Regions from separate parts of the Homo sapiens genome. Here region 1 is linked to region 2. A link is an interaction called in ENCODE POLR2A ChIA-PET data of the cell type or tissue named here. Cell type or tissue: Panc1. All regions are shown on one strand. Each heading gives the region's core, and the rest is flanking DNA. Links, peaks and the distances in the headings are about the cores only. Region 1 holds the start of PCGF6 (polycomb group ring finger 6). Region 2 overlaps NT5C2 (5'-nucleotidase, cytosolic II).

Region 1 (8,844 bases), core at 845-8,844, 200 kb before region 2:
CATGGTCTCTCTCTGTCACCCAGGCTGGAGTGCTGGAGTGCTAGGTGCAGTGATGCTGTCATAGCTCATTGCAGCCTGGAATACCTGGGCTTAAGCAATCCTACGCCTCAGCCTCCTGAGTCACTGGGATCACAGGTGTGAGCCATCCTGCCTGTCTAAAGTTGTACATATTTTTAAGTTTCTTGTTATATGTTAACTAATTTCTTTCTTTTCATTTTTATTTTTAATTTTTTTTCAGACAGGATCTCACTCTGTTGCCCAGGCTGGAGTGCAGTGGCATGATCACAGCTCACTGCAGCCTTGACCTCCTGGGCTCAGTGATCCTCCCACCTCAGCCTCCCAGGTAGCTGGGACTACATGCACGTGCTACTACTGTGGGCAATTTTAAATGTTTTTTATTTTTGTGGAGACGGGATCTCACTATGTTGCCAGGGTGGTCTGGAACTCCTGGGGTCAAGCAATCCTCCTGCCTTGGCCTTTCAAAGTTCTGGGATTACAGGCATGGACCAACACACCAGCCTAATTGCTTTCTTTAAGGTTGTACAGATTACACTGTCAACAGCAATAAAAAAAGGCCTATTTTCACTAAAATAATAACTTGACAATTTCAACATGTGGCCAAAATACAAATGTTTCTACCTTATGACCCACGAATTCCACAGCTAGAAGTATGGAAGTAATTATCAGGTATGCGCTGGCTTTCACAGGGTTGTCCTCTGAAGAATATGATGGTGTAATACCAGGTATTTTAGAAAGTGTAAGTGTGTTCAAGTCCATGAACGGGGATTATGGGAAAGGACTTCAATATTTTATTTTATATACTTTCTCATGTTGTTTTAATTTTTTGTTTTTGTTGTTCTGATAGAGTTTCTCTCTTGTTGCCCAGGCTGGAATGCAATGGCACGATCTCAGCTCACTGCAACCTCTGCCTCCCGGGTTCAAGCGATTCCCGTGCCTCGGCCTCCTGAGTAGCTGGGATTACAGGCATGCGCCACCATGCCTGGCTAATTTTTTGTATTTTTAGTAGAGATAGTGTTTCACCACGTTGTCCAGGCTGGTCCCAAACTCTTGACCTAAGGTGATCCACTCACCTCAGCCTCCCAAAGTGCTAGGATTACAGGCGTGAGCCACTGCGCCCAGCCTTAATTCTTTATCATATGTATTACTTTATATTGTGGTACAATATATCTAAAACATAGAATTTACCACTTTAGCCATATTTAATGTACAGTTCAGTGTCATTAAGTACATTCACACTGTTGCACAGCCATCACCACCCTCCATCTCCAGATTCTTTTCGTCTTCCCAAACTGAAACTCCAAACCCGTAAAACAGAAACTCTCCATTCCTCCTCTGCCCAGCTCCTGGTAACCAGGATTTTACTTTCTGCCTGTATGACCTTAACCACCCTAGGTATCGCATATAAGTGGAATCATATAGTATTTGTCTTTTTTTTTTTTTTTTTGAGGTGGAGTCTCACTCTGTTGCCCAGGCTGAAGTGTAGTGGTGTGATCTTGGCTGGGATTACAGGCTCATGCCAACATGTCTGGCTAATTTATATATATAATTATTTTATTTTATTTTATTTTGAGATGGAGTTTCACTCTTGTTGCCCAGGCTAGAGTACAATGGCGCGATCTCGGCTCACTGCAACCTCCTCCTCCCGAGTTCAAGCGATTCTCCTGTCTCAGCCTCCCAAGTAGCTGGGATTAGAGGTGTGTACCACCACGCCTAGCTAATTTTGTATTTTTAGTAGAGACAGGGTTTCATCATATTGGTCAGGCTGGTCTCGAACTCCAGACCTCAGGTGATCTGCCCGCCTTGGCCTCCCAAAGTGCTGGGATTACAGGCGTGAACCATCTCCTCCGGCCTATTTTTTATATTTTTGGTAGAGACAGGATTTCACCATGTTGGCCAGGCTGGTCTCAAACTCCTGACCTCAAGTGATCTGCCCGCCTCTACTTCCCAAAGTACTAGGATTACAGACATGAGTAGCCTCCTTGTGGTTTTGATTTGCATTTCTTTAATGATTAGTGATACTTAGCAGTTTTTCATATGCTGATTGGCCATTGCTGCTGCTTTTTTTTTTTTTTTTTTTTTTGAGACAGTCTTGCTCTGTCGCCCAGGCTGGAGGGCAGTGGCATGATCTTGGCTTACTGCAAACTCTGCCTCCTGGGTTCAAGTGATTCTCCTGTCTCAGCCTCCTGAGTAGCTGGGACTACAAGCGCATGCCACCATGCCCGGCTAATTTTTGTATTTTTAGTAGAGACAGGGTTTCACCATGTTGGCCAGACTGGTCTCAAACTCCTGACCTCAAGTGATCCGCCAGCCCACCTTAGCCTCCCAAAGTGCTGGGATTATGGACGTGAGCCACTGCGCCTGGCCCATTGCTTCATTTTTTATGAAATAATAAAATGTGGCTAAATAATATTCCACTGAGTGGATCAATGAGATTTTATTTACCCATTATCAGTTGATGGATATTGGAGTTCATTCTAATTATTTGTTACTATGAATAATGTTGGTATGAGCATTCATGTAAGAGTTCTTGTGTGAACATATGTTTTAATTTTTCTTTATATACCTAGGAGTGGAATTGCTGGCTCACATGGTAACTTTATGTTCAACCTTTTGAGAACTGCCAGAATGTTTCTCAAAGTTGCTGCACCATTTGACATTCTCACCAGCTATGTGTGAGGGTTCCCATTTCTCTACAACCTCCACAAAACTTTTTATTATCTGTTTATTATTATAGCCATCCTAATGGGTGAAGTAGGCCGGGCACAGTGGCTCACACCTGTAATCCCAGCACTTTGGGAGGTAGAGGCAGATGGATCACTTGAGGTCAGGAGCTCGAGACCAGCTTGACCAACATGGCAAAACCACATGTCTACAAAAAATAGCTGGGTGTGGTGGCATACTTCTGTAGTCCTAGCTACTGAGAGGCCAAGGCACGAGAACTGCTTGAAGCCAGGAGTCAGTGGTGGCAGTGAGACGAGATCATGCCACTGCACTCTGGCCTGGGCAACAGAGCGAGACTCTGTCTCAAAAAAAAAAAAAAAAAAACCTAATAGGGTGAACTAGCATATTATTGTAATTTTGATTTGCATTTCCCTGAAGACTTATGATGTTGACCATCTTTTCTTATGCTTATTGATATAGTCTCTTTGGAAAAATGTTTATTCAGATTCTTTGTCCATTTTGAAATTGGATTGCATGTTTTGTTTTTGTTTTTGAGATGAGCTGTCACTGTGTTGCCCAGGCTGTTCTTGAACTCTGACTATGTGGAATTACTGTAGAGCTCCACCAACATCCACTTGAGGCACTCTTTTTCAATACTATAGTCGTTTTTATTTCCAGCCCTCTGGAGTCTACACCTCCTCCATGTTTTAGAAGACATTTTCTTCCTTCCATTCCTTCTTGGGTCTTGCAGACTTCAGTATCTCAAACTTGACCAGACGTTGGGACTGGAGAAGGAGAGGTGGGGTCTGGTCCAGAAGCAATGGGAATACTTAACTTGGTTCACTGTTCCCCAAGGAAACACCATGACTTGATTTCCTCATCAATTCCCTAGACAACACATTCAGCATTTTCTTTTTTTTGTTGTTGTTAGACCGGGTCTCGCTCTGGCGCCCAGGCTGGCAATGAGCTACCACCCCTGGCACACATTCAGCTATTTTATTTTATTTTATTGTATTTTAATTTTTTGAGACGGAGTCTCACTCTGTCGCCCAGGCTGGGGTGCAGTGGTGCGATCTCGGCTCACTGCAACCTTCGCCTCCCGGGTTCAAGTGATTCTCCTGCCTCAGCCTCCTGAGTAGCTGGGATTACAAGTGTGCACCACCATGCCCGGCTAATTTTCGTATTTTTAGTAGAGATGGAGTTTCACCATGTTGGTCAGGCTGGTCTCAAACTCCTGACCTCGTTACCCGCCCAACTCAGCCTCCCAAAGCATTGGGATTACAGGCATGAGCCACCTCGCTTGGCCATATTTTTAAAATTTATTTTTTTTTTGAGATGGAGTCTTGCTCTTGTTGCCCAGGCTGGAGTGCAGTGGTGTGATCTCGGCTCACCGCAACCTCCACCTCGTCTGTGTTCAAGTGATTCTCCTGCCTCAGCCTCTCGAGTAGCTGGGATTACAGGCATGCGCCACCATGCCCGGCTAATTTTGTATTTTTAGTAGAGATGGGGTTTCTCCATGTTGGTCAGGCTGGTCTCTAACTCCCAACCTCAGGCAATCCGCTTGCCTCAGCCTCCCAAAGTGCTGGGATTACAGGCGGGAGCCACTGTGCCTGGTCACATTCAGCTCTTAAATGTGACTTTGCCAGGCATTATTTGATTAGGAGCATTTGACTTCCCGAATCTTTCTTGCAGGCATCGTGACATTAGCTGGCATTATCTTAGCAAGGATAATGGTTTTTTTGTTTTTTGTTTTGTTTTGTTTTGTTTTGTTTTGTTTTGAGATGGAGTCTCACTCTGTAGCCCAGGCTGGAGTGCAGTGGCACGATCTTAGCTCACTGCAAGCTCCGCCTCCTGGGCTCAAGTGATTCTTCTGCCTTAGCCTCCCAAGTAGCTGGGATTACAGGCACGCGCCACCATGCCCAGCTAATTTTTGTATTTTTAGTAGAGACGGGGTTTCACCATGTTGGCTAGGCTGGTCTTGAACTCCTGACCTCATGATCTGCGCGCCTCGGCCTCCCAAAGTGCTGGGATTACAGGTGTGAGCCACCGCGCCCGGACTAGCAAGAATAATGTTAAGCCAACTCCAAACCTCTCTTAATAAAATTGGGCAATGGGGTGGGTTGTACCTGGGTGGGTCTGAGTTTCTGCTACAGTAGGCCCTCAATAAATGTTTGTTGGGCCCGGCGCCCTGGCTCAGGCCTGTAACCCAACACTTTGGGAGGCTGAGGCGGGTGGATCACCTGAGATCAGAAGTTTGAGACTAGCCTGGTCAACATGGTGAAACCCTGTCTCTACTGAAAATACAAAAGTTAGCTGGGCGTGGTGGCAGGCGCCAGTAGTCCCAGCTGCTTGGGAGCCTGAGGCAGAATCGCTTGGACCCGGGAGGCGGAGGTTGCAAGTGAGCGCCACTGCACTCCTGCCTGAGCGACAAGAGCGAAACTGTCTCAAAAAAAAAAAAAAAAAGCTTTTCGAATTCAATATAATGGGCTTTATGGGATGGGGTGACATGGATGATCTTTGAGTAGTGATTAGATTTTCACCTTGTATCAATACACTATATAATTCCTTAAAATAAATAAACGTACATACTTCAGAACAGGAACTTTATACTTCCTAAGGGAAATAATCTTGGATGGAGGTGATTTGCCACAGAGGAAATGCATAATTGGTACTCAAGTGGAAATGATTATTATTTGTGATGCAACGTCACATGCTACCTAGTTCAGTGCTCTGTGAATTAGGTGATGCAAACAGAATATTGTTGCTTGGAACGGTAGCAATTTTGCTGTTTTTAAAAGGCGGCGAAGAGAGCGTCCCCTTCCAAGGAGAAAATCTGGTGAGATTCCTTTAAAGTGCGGCCCGCGCGCCCCGCAGCCTGCCCCGGAGCTGCAGGGTTTGCGCCCCGCGGAGGTGAGGGCCGCTAAACCACATTTCCCGGCGAGCCCCTCAGGCTGCCGCGCCTGCGCAGTGGTGGCGTCCGAGGCCGGCCGAACTCCCGCGCTCTCCCGCCGCCTCGCCTCGCCTGGTGTCTCTCCCGACCATGGAGGGGGTCGCGGTGGTGACGGCGGGCAGCGTAGGCGCTGCCAAAACCGAGGGAGCTGCAGCCTTGCCGCCTCCGCCTCCTGTCTCCCCGCCCGCCCTCACCCCTGCACCCGCAGCGGGTGAGGAGGGACCGGCGCCTCTGTCTGAGACGGGGGCTCCCGGCTGCTCCGGCTCCCGGCCCCCTGAGCTGGAGCCGGAGCGCAGCCTGGGCCGCTTCAGAGGCCGCTTCGAGGACGAGGACGAGGAGTTGGAAGAAGAAGAGGAGCTGGAGGAGGAAGAAGAGGAGGAGGAGGAGGACATGAGTCACTTCTCGTTGAGGCTGGAGGGAGGCCGGCAGGACTCGGAGGACGAGGAGGAGGTATTTAGAGCCCCCGCGCGACCCCGCTGGGCCCAAGCGGCGTCAGGGACGTAGCTGGCCCTCGTCTGCCGGGCGCCGGCCCGATCCTAGTGCGCCGCCGCCGCGCGGAGCACTGGAGCGGACCTCCCCCGACCTCTGCCCCGGCTGCCTAGGCGTGTGGCGCCGACAGGCCTCCGGCCCGGCCTGGGTCTTTACCCGCTTATTTTGTGAAGTTCTTGCAGGTCACTTAGGCTCTGCGAGTCCAACTCATTCGTTCTGTTAATAATTATAATTATTTTGAGACAGGGTCTCCCAGGCTGGAGTGCAGTGGCGCGACCATGGCTCACTGCAGCCTCCAACTCCTGGCCTCAGGCGATCCTCCCGCCTCAGCCTCCGGAGTAGCTGGGACTACAGGCACGCGCCACCACGCCGGGCTAATTAAACATTTTTTTTTTTTTTTGTAGCGAGGAGGGCTCCCTATGTTCCCAGGCTGTTCTCGAACTCCTGGGTTCAAGAGATTCTCCCTCTCTGGCCTTCCGAAAGATTACATGCGTGAGCCACGTTGCCTGTCCTGTATAATTATTGAAGCTACTGCTTACTAGGCAGTAAAGATCCTTTTGTTTTGTTTTGTTTTGTTTTGTTTTTGAGACGGAGTCTCGCTCTGTCGCCCAGGCTGGAGTGCAGTGGCGCGATCTCGGCTCACTGCAACCTCCGCCTCCCAGGTTCAAGCGATTCTCCAGCCTCAGCCTTTAGAGTAGCTGGGACTACAAGGCGCCCGCCACCACGCCCGGCTTATTTTTTGTATTTTTAGTAGAGACGGGGTTTCACCGTGTTAGCCAGGATGGTCTCGATCTCCTGACCTCGTGATCCGCCCGCCTCGGCCTCCCAAAGTGCTGGGATTACAGGCGTGAGCCACTGCGCCCAGCGTAAAGATCCTTTTGAAACAATAATTTGGCTGGGCGCGGTGTGGCTCACGCCTATAATCCCCGCACTTTGGGAGGCCGAGGCAGGCGAAACACGAGGTCAGGAGTTCAGCCTGACCAAAGCGGTGAAACCCCTTCTCTACTGAAAATACAAAAAGTAGCGGGGCGTGGTGGCACGCGCCTGTAATCTCAGCTACTCAGGAGGCTGAGGTAGGAGAATCACTTGAATCTGGGAGGCGGAGGTTGCAGTGAGCCGAGATCTTGCCGCTGCACTCCAGTCTGGGCGACAGAGGCAGACTCCCTCTCAAAAAAAAAAAAAAAAAAACGGAAAGAAAGAAACAATAATTTATATTGTGTTATTATTGTAACTTTCAGTAGTCTTTTAATGGGTTGGAGGTGTATGTTTCCATGTTGCAATGACATTTTGAGATTATGGTTTAAGGTTTTGAAGAAGGTGGACTGAGCGCGGTGGCTCATGCTTGTAATCCTAGCACTTTGGGAGGCCTTGGCGGGTGGATCACCTGAGGCCAGGGGTTCGAGACCAGCCTGGCCAACATGGTGAAACCCCATCTCTACTAAAAATACAAAAATTAGCCAGGCGTGGTTGTGCGCGCCTGTAATCCCAGCTACTCGGGAGGCTGAGACAGGAGAATCGCTTTAATCCAGGAGGCGGAGGTTGCAGTGAACCGAGATGACATCACTGCACTCAGCTTGGGCTACAGAGTGAGACTCTGTCTCAAAAAAAAAAAAAGAATTTGTAAAAGGCAAGGACTTGTATTTTAAAACTGTTTCCGTTTATTTGCAGCGCCTGATTAATCTCTCTGAGCTGACCCCATACATCTTGTGTTCCATTTGCAAAGGTTACTTAATAGATGCAACTACCATCACAGAATGTCTTCATACCTGTAAGCATACCGATCACATTTCTGAATAATTTTTCAGTTTTTGAAATGTCTTGAAAGCATCCTGACTTCAACATTCTTTTTCAACAGTTTGTAAAAGCTGCATCGTAAGACATTTTTACTACAGCAACAGATGTCCAAAATGCAATATAGTAGTACATCAGACACAACCTCTTTATAACATAAGGTAAGAAGAATATATAAATTACAATTGTATTTTAAATATACTTTTTCTGAAAGCTTGAAGTTATATAGTTGGAATAAATTATTGACCTCTCAGGATGGGTTCAGTGGCTAATGCCATAATCCCAGCACTTTGGGAGGCCGAGGTGAGTGGATCACTTCAGATCAGGAGTTCAAGACCAACCTGGCCAACATGGTGAAACCCCATCTCCACTATTAGCCAGGAGTGGCGGCACATGCCTGTAATCCCAGCTACTTGGGAGGTTGAGGCAGGAGAATCGCTTGAACCTGGGAGGCAGAGGTTGCAGGAGCCAAGATCGTGCCACTGTATTCCAGCCTGGGCGACAGACTGATGAGAGTATCTCAAAAAAAAAAAAAACAAAAAAACTCTTGACCTCTCTCAAAATTAAAAGGGAACTACATATTCTTTTAAGAAATATGTATAGAGCACTTACTATGTACTAGGCACTGTAATATCTGCTGAGGACTTAAAAGAGGCACAGGCCTTTTTCCTGAGAATTTTAATCCCATCACTTACTCAGGTTAATGAGGCTAGTTTAGGCTTTTCATTTCCAGTATATAGGTATTCCAAATTCTGTTTTTTTAGAAGTAATACCTGAAACAACTGGCCTCTTTAGTAAAGCCCATTTGTCATTAGCTCATTGTGGCTTATTATTCAAATTTCCAGTTCATACTCAGTTTCTTAAGAGAGGGAAAAATACTAACAGTAGATTACTGTTATTCAACAAATACTATTGATTTTTACTACCTTCAC
Region 2 (8,930 bases), core at 389-8,388:
TTTTTCGAGTATGCTTTTCATGACATGTTTAAGAAACCATTGCTTATTCCAAAGTCACAGTGATTTACTCCTGTGTTCTCTTCTGTTAGTTTTACAGCTTTAGGTCTTACATTTACGTTTTTGATCCATTTTCATTTACTTTTTTTGTTATTATATAAGATAGGGGTCCAGATTCATTTTTTTGCACATGACTATCCAGTTGTCCTAGCACCATTTTTTGAAAAGACTATTCTTTTCACATTGAATGGTCTTGGCACCCATGTCAAGTATCATTTGAACATAGATGTATGAATTTATTTCTGGACTCTGAATTATATTTGTTTGATCTATTTGTCCTTATGCCAGTAGCACACAGTCTTGATTACTGCAGCTTTGTAGTAAGTTTTGAAAAACAGCAACCTACTCTTCTTTTTCAAGATTGTTTTGGCTATTCTGGTGCCCTTCTATATCCATATGAATCTTAGGATCAGCTTGTCAATTTATATAAAAAAGCCAGCTGGATTTTGTTATGAATTACATTGACTCTCTCTATATATAACTTTGAGAAGTATTGCTGTCCTAATAGTATTAAGTGTTTTGATCCATGAGTATGGGATGTCTTTCCATTTATTTAGATTTTCTTTAATTCTTTCAACAGTATTTTGTAGTCTTCATTGTACAGGTCTTGCACTTCTGTTGTTAAATTTATTCCTAAGTATTTTCTTTTCTTTCTTTTTTTTTTTTTTAAAGAGACAGGGTCTTGCTCTGTCACCCAAGGTGTAGTACAGTGACATGATCATAGCTCACTGTAACCCTGAACTCCTGGCTTCACGTGATTCTCCCACCTCAGCTTCTCAAGTAGCTAGGACTATAGATGTACCACCATGCTTAGCTAATTAAATTTTTTTCTTTTTGGTGGAGAAGGGGGTCTTGCTATGTTGTCCAGTCTGGTGTCTTTCATTATTTCTGATGCTATAGTAAATATAATTGTTTTCTTAATTTTATTTCTGGATTGTTCATTGCTAGTTTATGGAAACACAACTGGTTTTTTGTATATTAATCTTGTATCCTGCCACTTTGCTGAACTTGTTTATTAGCTCTAATTGTGTGTGTGTGTGTGTGTGTGTGTGTGTGTGTGTGTGTGTGCATGTTTTGGAGATGAGGTCTCACTCTGTTACCTAGGCTGGATGCAGTGGCTATTCACGGGCCTGATCATAGTGCACTGTAGCCTCTAACTCTTGGCCTCAAGTGATCCCCCTGCCTCAGCCTCCTGAATAGCTGGAACTACAAGCATCTGCTACTGCACCTGGCAGTGTTAGAAGTTTTTTGATTACTGACTTAATCTCCTTACTACTGATAGATCTCTTTAGATTTTCTATTTCTTTTTGAGTCAATGTTGGTAATTTGTGTGTTTCCAGGTATTGTAGTCTTTAGTGTACAAGTCTTGTACTACTTTTGTCTGTTTTATCTTGGTTACCTAATATGTTGGCATATAGTTATTTATAGTATTATATCTGTTTTTATTTCTGTGAGGTCAGTAGTAATGTCTCTGCTTTTATTCTTCTTTTTTTTTTTTTTTTAGATAAGAGTCTCGCTCTGTCACCCAGGCTGGAGTGCAGTGGCGCAATCTCGGCTCACAGCAACCTCCGCCTCCTGGGTTAAAGCGATTCTCCTGCCTCTGCTTCCCAAAGTAGCTGGGATGACAAGTGCCCGCCACCATGCTTGGCTAATTTTTGTATTTTTAGTAGAGACAGGGTTTCACCATGTTGGCCAGGCTGGTCTCGAACTCCTCACCTCAAGTGATCGCCTGCCTTGGCCTTCCAAAGTGCTGGGATTGTTAAGTGTGAGCCACCGTGCCTGGCCTCTGCTTTTATTCTTGATTTTAGTAATTTGAGTCTTCTTTTTTTGGGTCAGTCTAGCTAAATGTCAATTTTGTTGATGTTTTTAAAGAAAAAGCATTGATTTTTCTCCAGTGCTTTAGATTTTGTATATATATATTTAAATCTCTGCTCTAATCTGTAATATATTATTTCTGTCCTTCTGTTTGATTTGGGTTGATTTTGTTCTTCTTTTTCTATAATTTCTTAATGTGGAAGGCTAGGCTATTAATTGAGATGTTTCTTCTTTTTAAATATGTGCATTTACAGCTATAAATTTTCTTCTGAGCACTGCTTTTGCTGTACCCCAATGATTTTGTTATGTCCTTTTTTTCGTTAAATTGTAAGCGTTTTCTAGCTTTCTTTGTGATTTCTATTATTTAGGAGTGTGTTGTTTAATTTCTACATATTTGTGAATGTCCCAAATTTTCTTTTTTTTTTTTCTTTTTGAGATGGAGTCTCGCTCTGTTGTCATGCTGGAGTGCAGTGGCACGATCCTGGCTCACTGCATCCTCCACCTCCCGGGTTCAAGCGATTCTCCTGCCTCAGCCTCCTGAGTAGCTGGGGCTACAGGTGCGTGCCACCATGCCCAGCTAATTATTGTATTTTTAGTAGAGACGGGGTTTCCCAGTGTTGGCCAGGATGGTCTCAATTTCTTGACCTCACGATCTGTCCGCCTCAGCCTCCCAGAGGGCTGGGATTACAGGTGTGAGCCACCGCACCTGGCCCCAAATTTTCTTTTGTCATTGACTTGTACTTGCATTCCATTGTGGTTGTAGAACATATTTTACATGATTTTAGTCCTTTTAAATTTACTGTGTCTTGGTTTATGGGCTACTCTGTGGTCTATCTTGAATAATCTCTATGCTTTTGACAAGAATGTGTATTCTGCTGATGTTGAGTGGCATATTCTAAAGATGTCTTTACCTTAATTTGTGTAGCATTTTTCACTGGGTATGCATTTTTATATGTATTGTAGAAATCATGAGTTCACACCATTACATCTAATGCTAGTCCATCCTAGGAAAGTTCCTTCTTGTTCACTCCCATTCCATGTTTGTATATCTCTTGTTCCACAGTGAAAGCCCTGGCTCCTGACATCATCAACATATTTAGTTTGCTTAATCTAAAATTGCTTCAGTTGATTAACTCATACCATAACAAACAAACCTAAAAAGTTCAGGATTTATTTGCCATTCTTCCACTTTCTTACCTTACCCTGCCAAAGTCTAAAGGCTTAGACTTTGTGTTTTTTAGTTCCTTGGATTAGTTCGTTCTTGCTTTTTTTCTCTACAGCATGGTTAGGGTATTTGTATACAGTATAATTAGGTTCATTTGTTTGCTTTCAGTTAAGTGTTTTTTTCTTTTTCATTCTATTGATCTAATTTTTAAATAATTTAACATAATACAACATTTCATAATACATCCTATGTTATAGCATTATTATATATAATATATATAAGAGTAATATACATTTAAAAGTCAAAATTATGCAAAAGGCATATCAGAAATGTTACCTACCAACTTTGGGAGACATATGGGTTCACGGCATTCTCCTGCCTCAGCCTCCCGAGTAGCTGGGATTACAGGCACGTGCCACCACGCGTGGTTAAGTTTTTGTATTTTTAGTAGAGATGGGATTTCACTGTGCTAGCCAGGATGGTCTCCATCTCCTGACCTCGTGATCTGCCTGCCTCGGCCTCCCAAAGTGCTGGGATTACAGGCGTGAGCCACTGTACCTGGCCCTTGAAAGTTTTTTTTTTTTGAGATAGAGTTTCGCTCTTGTTGCCCAGGCTGGAGTGCAATGGCGTGATCTCAGCTCACCACAACCTCCGCCTCCTGGGTTCAAGTGATTGTCGAGCCTCAGCCTCCCGAGTAGCTGGGATTACAGGCATGCGCCACCATGCCTGGCTAATTTCATATTTTTAGTAGAGATGGGGTTTCGCCACGTTGGCTGGGCTGGTCTTAGAACTCCTGACCTCAGGTGATCCGCCCGCCTCGGCCTCCCAAAGTGCTGGGATTACAGGCATGAGCCACGGCACGTGGCCCCTTGAAAGCTTTTTAAAAGAGGACTTTAATTGTTACTACATCCATTATTAGGAAGCAATTTCTAAATATTACCACCATAGATCCAAGAAGTGAGGAATAATATAGTCACCATGCTCAAATTTTAGTGTCTTATTTAAGCACACATGCATACTTTAAAATGAATCTAATTATTTCTAGACTCTGGCCTTTTCATTCCTGATAGTATTGCCATGGTCCAGGCCCTTGTTATCGCTGTCCTAGATTACAGCAGTATCCCCCCGTAGGTCTCCCCACCTTCAGCCTTGTCCTCCTCAAAAAAATTTTTTTTTCAAGAGATGGAGTCTCACTCTGTTGCTCAGGCTGGAGTGTAATGGCATGATCATAACTCACTGTGGTCACCTTGACCTCAAGTAATTCTCACACCTCAGCCTCCCAAGTACCTGGGACTACAGGTGCATGCCACCATACCTGGCTAATTTTTAAATTTTTTTTTGTAGAGACAGGATCTTGTATGTTGCCCATGCTGGTCTAAAACTCTTGGCCTCAAGCAGTCCTCCCAGTTCAGCTTCCTGAGTCGCTGGGATTACAGGTGTGAGCCATGGCACCTGGCCAAATTCATTTTTTAAATAATGTTATAATCCTGCTTAGATCCTTTAGTGATATCACATCGAGCATGCAACAGGATAAATTCTAACCCCGCCAAGACTCTCTAAGACTGATCTTTTTCTGTCCACTTTTGTGTTGAGCAGTTCTCTTCCTCAGATTCTGTGTTCTGTCAACTGTATCTAGCTTTGCTTTTTCTCTGAGACTGGGTCTTGCTCTGTCACCTAGGCTGGAGTGCAGTGGTGTGATCATGGCTCACTGCAGCCTTGACCTCCCGGGCTCATAGCTTTGTTTTTATTCACACATCATGATGTTTATGTCATTTTGCTTTTTGTTCATGGTTCCTCTTCTGTTGGAGACCTCTTCTTTTCCTCTTAGCCTGCTGCTAATACTTTTAGCCTGGTGATTAAGAGCTTGGGGCTAGGGTTGGCATTTTGGATTGTTCCATTTCTTTAGAATCCCAGCATTTAAGTTTTGTAAATTTTAATTTTGTAATCTTTTAAACTGGAATAACTTTACCTCATAGAGTTATTGCAAAGATTAGATGAGGTAATAAATAAAGAGCTTAGCACAGTGTCAGTTTTTAAAAAACAGTATCTCATCCTATCTCTAAGACTCAGCCAAGAGGATCTATATGTCCCTCTCTGTTGTGCGTATCTCTAATACTACTATTAACACACTACTTCATAGCTACTTTTGAATGGACCTTCTCACTAGCTTCTTAAAATCAAGGACTTCCAAGTTTATCTTTGTATCACTGGTATCTGGCACACAGACATTCAGTAAATATTTGTTTAATGTATGCATGGAGTTTGAAAGAGCTAATCATCTTTAGACAATGCCTTACCTTTTGCACAGGAAGCTTCTGTAAGTGTGTACCCTCAGTTCAAGTGATAATTTTTGTTTTCCTTTCTCTTTGCCAATAGTAAAGTCTTAAAATAGTAATTACATTTATTTCCACTGCACTGAGCTGTGATACCACAAGCTGAAAATCTAGGGAATCCATGGGAAGTTGGCACCCTTAAGGATTAGATCATTTTTCCATATTCAATTTGTATTCTTGTAGTTATGGAATTTGCTTTGAGGATAGTCAATGGAAATCCTTCATATTTGTGTAAAACTTGAGATTTAGATTTTTTAAAAAAGTATTTCCCATGAGATATATTAATGAGGCAATGCCTGATAATCCAGTTGCTTTTCCTGTTCCCCTACCCTCAGTAATAGTTCTTGGAGCGCTTACATGTGACAGACAACATCCCTACCAGATGTTATCTTCCCTTTTATAGATTAAAACGCTCAGGCTTAGGTTAAGTAACTTATTCAAAGTTCCAAAGCCAGAAAGTGGAGGAGCTGGAATTTAAGCCTTAGTTCTTCTAGTGCCCATTCTCTTTCCATTACACCATACTGCTTTTCTAAATAAACTGAAAATAATTTTCTTTTGTTTTTTCTTTTTTATTTTTTCTACCTTAAAGTCTTTTATCCCTTAATTTTATTTTGAATTTATAGTATTTAGTAGTGCTTTTAATTACTTAGTAACTATTTAAACATTTTAATAACAAAAAGAAACCTTTATGGTAAGATATTTAGGTAATATTTAAAGGGATAAAGCTTTTAAAAATTTTAAGCCTTAATTCAAGTAGTAGTTCTTTAAGGTATATGTATTTTATTTTTAATTTGAATCACCGTGAGGAGGATTTGCCATCTCAATGTTCTTAGACTTTAGCAGACTTATTTATTTCTTCCCCTGTTGCATAATCCCTATGCATTATATTGGTCGGGAGGCAGGAATGTTACAGATTCTTTTTTTTCAAAGCTCAGTTTGCTCTGAGATTTGGAATTAACCTTTAGAATGTTCTGGATTTATCCCCCATATGCCAAAGATCTGTAAATATCTTTTCACATGAGCTGAAATTTTCAGGCGATTAAGTGAAATATTTGTGAACGCAGATGTTTTGTTTAAAAGCAGTTAATGAAGTCAGAAAAAAAAATACCTCGCTGTGGAAATACTTTAGGTTCCTCCTGTAATATGATCTGCACATACTTCCTTCTCTTGTAATTCACATTGTTTATTTTCTGAGGGAGGAAATAACTACACTAATAATTAAAACATAAAATTATTTATCCTGTGTTTTTTGCTCCCAGAGTAAACTAAAAATGATTTTGACCGACCAGGGCTGCTTGATTCTGTGAAACTCACATTGTTTGCGTACTGTTGGAGGGCCTCATTAGGGGGTAAATTTGCTTTTTCTGTGTTTGCCAGTAACGATTCCTGTCTCTTACAGGAACTTGCCATTTGGATTGTCTCCTTCCTTAACTGGCCAGCCTTAAACAGTTCAGGCCATTAGTTATTTTTCCTAGTCTTGAAATTTTTAAAAAAATTATTCTTAAGTTTTCAAGTATTTAAAGCTGAGGATATTGGTCACTGAGATATTGCCTAGTTAGGGTTCGGCATTGTGCCCAAATTTGTTGGGCCTCTCAGGGCCTGAGTTCTCTGTGCTTTAACAAATGAGCTACAGTTCTCAAGAGATCAGTGAAGCTTGTTTGTTGATCCTGTATTCTCATCCAGAGGAAGTAGATCTTTGAGAATGTCTAAGGAAGGGTAAGTGATTTTATTATTCTTTCTCTTTCATTTTTCTCAGTGAAGAGGTATCATCTGCATGAATTAAAAGATTAATAAGCAGTGCTACCAGTCCGAGAGTGGAGGTAGAGGCAGAGATTGAAAGAAATTCAGCCCAAATCTTATAGTGTTTCATGTGTAATCTACTATAAAGTTGCTATTGTTGTTTTGAAAGACAGCACTGAGTAAGGGCAATCTTAATAGGAATTTTGTAAGATATAAGTACTTTGTTTACTCTGTGGTAAATTCATTTTGTTTTTCTGCAGAATGTATTTATCAAGATTGGAAGCAAACGGTGGTTTACCGAAGAATTGAGGGAAGCTTAAAAATTCAATGGCGTTTTAAAATAAGTTGTACCTTTAGAAAATGGTGTGAAATATTTAGTGAAAAACAGCCTATGATTTTGTTTCTGGGGCATGTAGGCAAAAAATAATTTAGAGTAGAATTCCCTATTCTAATTTGCTTTGCAATATAAGATAGTTCCATATTATTTTTGTATTATTTTCTCTTATGCTTCAGAGTCTGAATTATTACTGATTCTCTTTTTGTGACCACTATAATAAGTGATAAGTTAATAACTGCATACTGTTGGTTATTTCATTTCTAGCCTTCAGGCATAACTAGACCTGGTTAATTTTAGAGAGATGTTTCTTTTAATAAAATAGGACATAAATCTCTCAAAAAAATTCTTTAAAAATACAGTAAAAGTTTAGTTTTTATTTTTCTGGAATCTATTAATTATCTTTCTAGTTCTTTTGTTCTGTAAGAAAATTTGAAGTGGTTCCAGAGCCTCACATTTACAACTTATTTTAATCTAATCATGTATTGATTATGAACAAAATAAAATTGGCCCACTTTACTGCTATTTTTAGATTTCATTATTGAATAACGAGAACAACCAGGGGTATAAGTAATTCTGTATTATTTTTAGACCTTTTATGACATCACTAGAAATTTGAGGTTTCTTTTAAATGTGAAAATTATGAAAGGACTGCTGTTTTAGATTGGTATATTTTCTTAAAGGACTGCCTTTTTAGGTTGGTATATTTTCTTTCCTTCTACCACTGGCTATAGATAGGTAGGTGTTAAACCATTTTTATGATAAGGACTATCACAGGTGCTAGTATGTTTGTCAATCTTGTACACAGGGTTGTTTATAAAGCTATTATAGTTTGTAGATTTAAGATGAATTGTATTTCTAGACGCGGTTAAAGTTCTTGGAAGTAGTTAGTGCTAATTTTTACCCTATGGTAAAGTATATGTTAGACTTGGTTAGTTAGAGAAAGTTGGAGGGACCTATATTACCCCTCTAGGACACTGTAACGGCAGATTTTTTTTTTAGGTTTATCTCTAGGAGCCTCTGGAGCAATGTCTGTACTGTCCGAATGGATAATAAGTGCATTTGAAGTACATGGAGTATATAAATGACATCAATTAAGTTTTATTCTCTATGCTATCTTTAGAAATAAATGGATACATTTTGTGCTTGGGGATGAAAAAAATTCTTACATTCACCGTTTTCATAAGTGCAATATTGACATTTAGTACCGTGTTATCATTTGATAGCTATGAAATATTTCCCTAATAGTAATAGGAAAAGATTAATAGAGTTAAATCACCCAAAGTTATACTTGAGCTTTATGTAAGTCTATGGTAATTAAGACAGTGTGATATTAGTGTTAAGATAGGCATATAGATTATGGAACCAAATGGGGAGTTCATAGACCCACATATATATAATCAATTGATTTTCAGCAATGAAGTTAAGCTAATTCAATGGCGAGAGGCTAGTGTTTTTTTTTTTTTTTAAGAACAGGTTTCACTCT

What was found. ChIA-PET counts read pairs that join two places held together with the same protein. Peaks named below come from ENCODE experiments on the same cell type or tissue, not always from the same donor. Only the 100,000 strongest peaks of a DNase experiment are listed, where the experiment ranks them.
Region 1: POLR2A ChIA-PET joins it to region 2 with 12 read pairs; 3 of 35 experiments call an interaction of 5 or more read pairs at or near these places.

The regions. Positions count from the first base shown.
Region 1 is chr10:103,347,945-103,356,788 of GRCh38, reverse strand. It overlaps PCGF6 (polycomb group ring finger 6), which reads left to right and starts at 5,649. Exons shown (of 10, transcript NM_001011663.2): 1 at 5,649-6,082; 2 at 7,790-7,889; 3 at 7,977-8,073. The coding sequence starts at 5,723. RefSeq lists enhancers at 1,740-2,294, 5,916-6,421 and a silencer at 5,521-5,750. In Panc1, for the core only: no CTCF peak of the experiment used is centred there; a DNase peak (open chromatin) is centred at 5,404; H3K4me3 peaks cover 1,806 bases; H3K27ac peaks cover 1,824 bases.
Region 2 is chr10:103,151,447-103,160,376 of GRCh38, reverse strand. The region is part of intron 3 of NT5C2 (5'-nucleotidase, cytosolic II); the gene reads left to right. Among named protein-coding and RNA genes, the nearest start is that of NT5C2, 37 kb to the left of the region's middle. In Panc1, for the core only: no CTCF peak of the experiment used is centred there; no DNase peak of the experiment used is centred there; H3K4me3 peaks cover 1,003 bases; H3K27ac peaks cover 3,988 bases.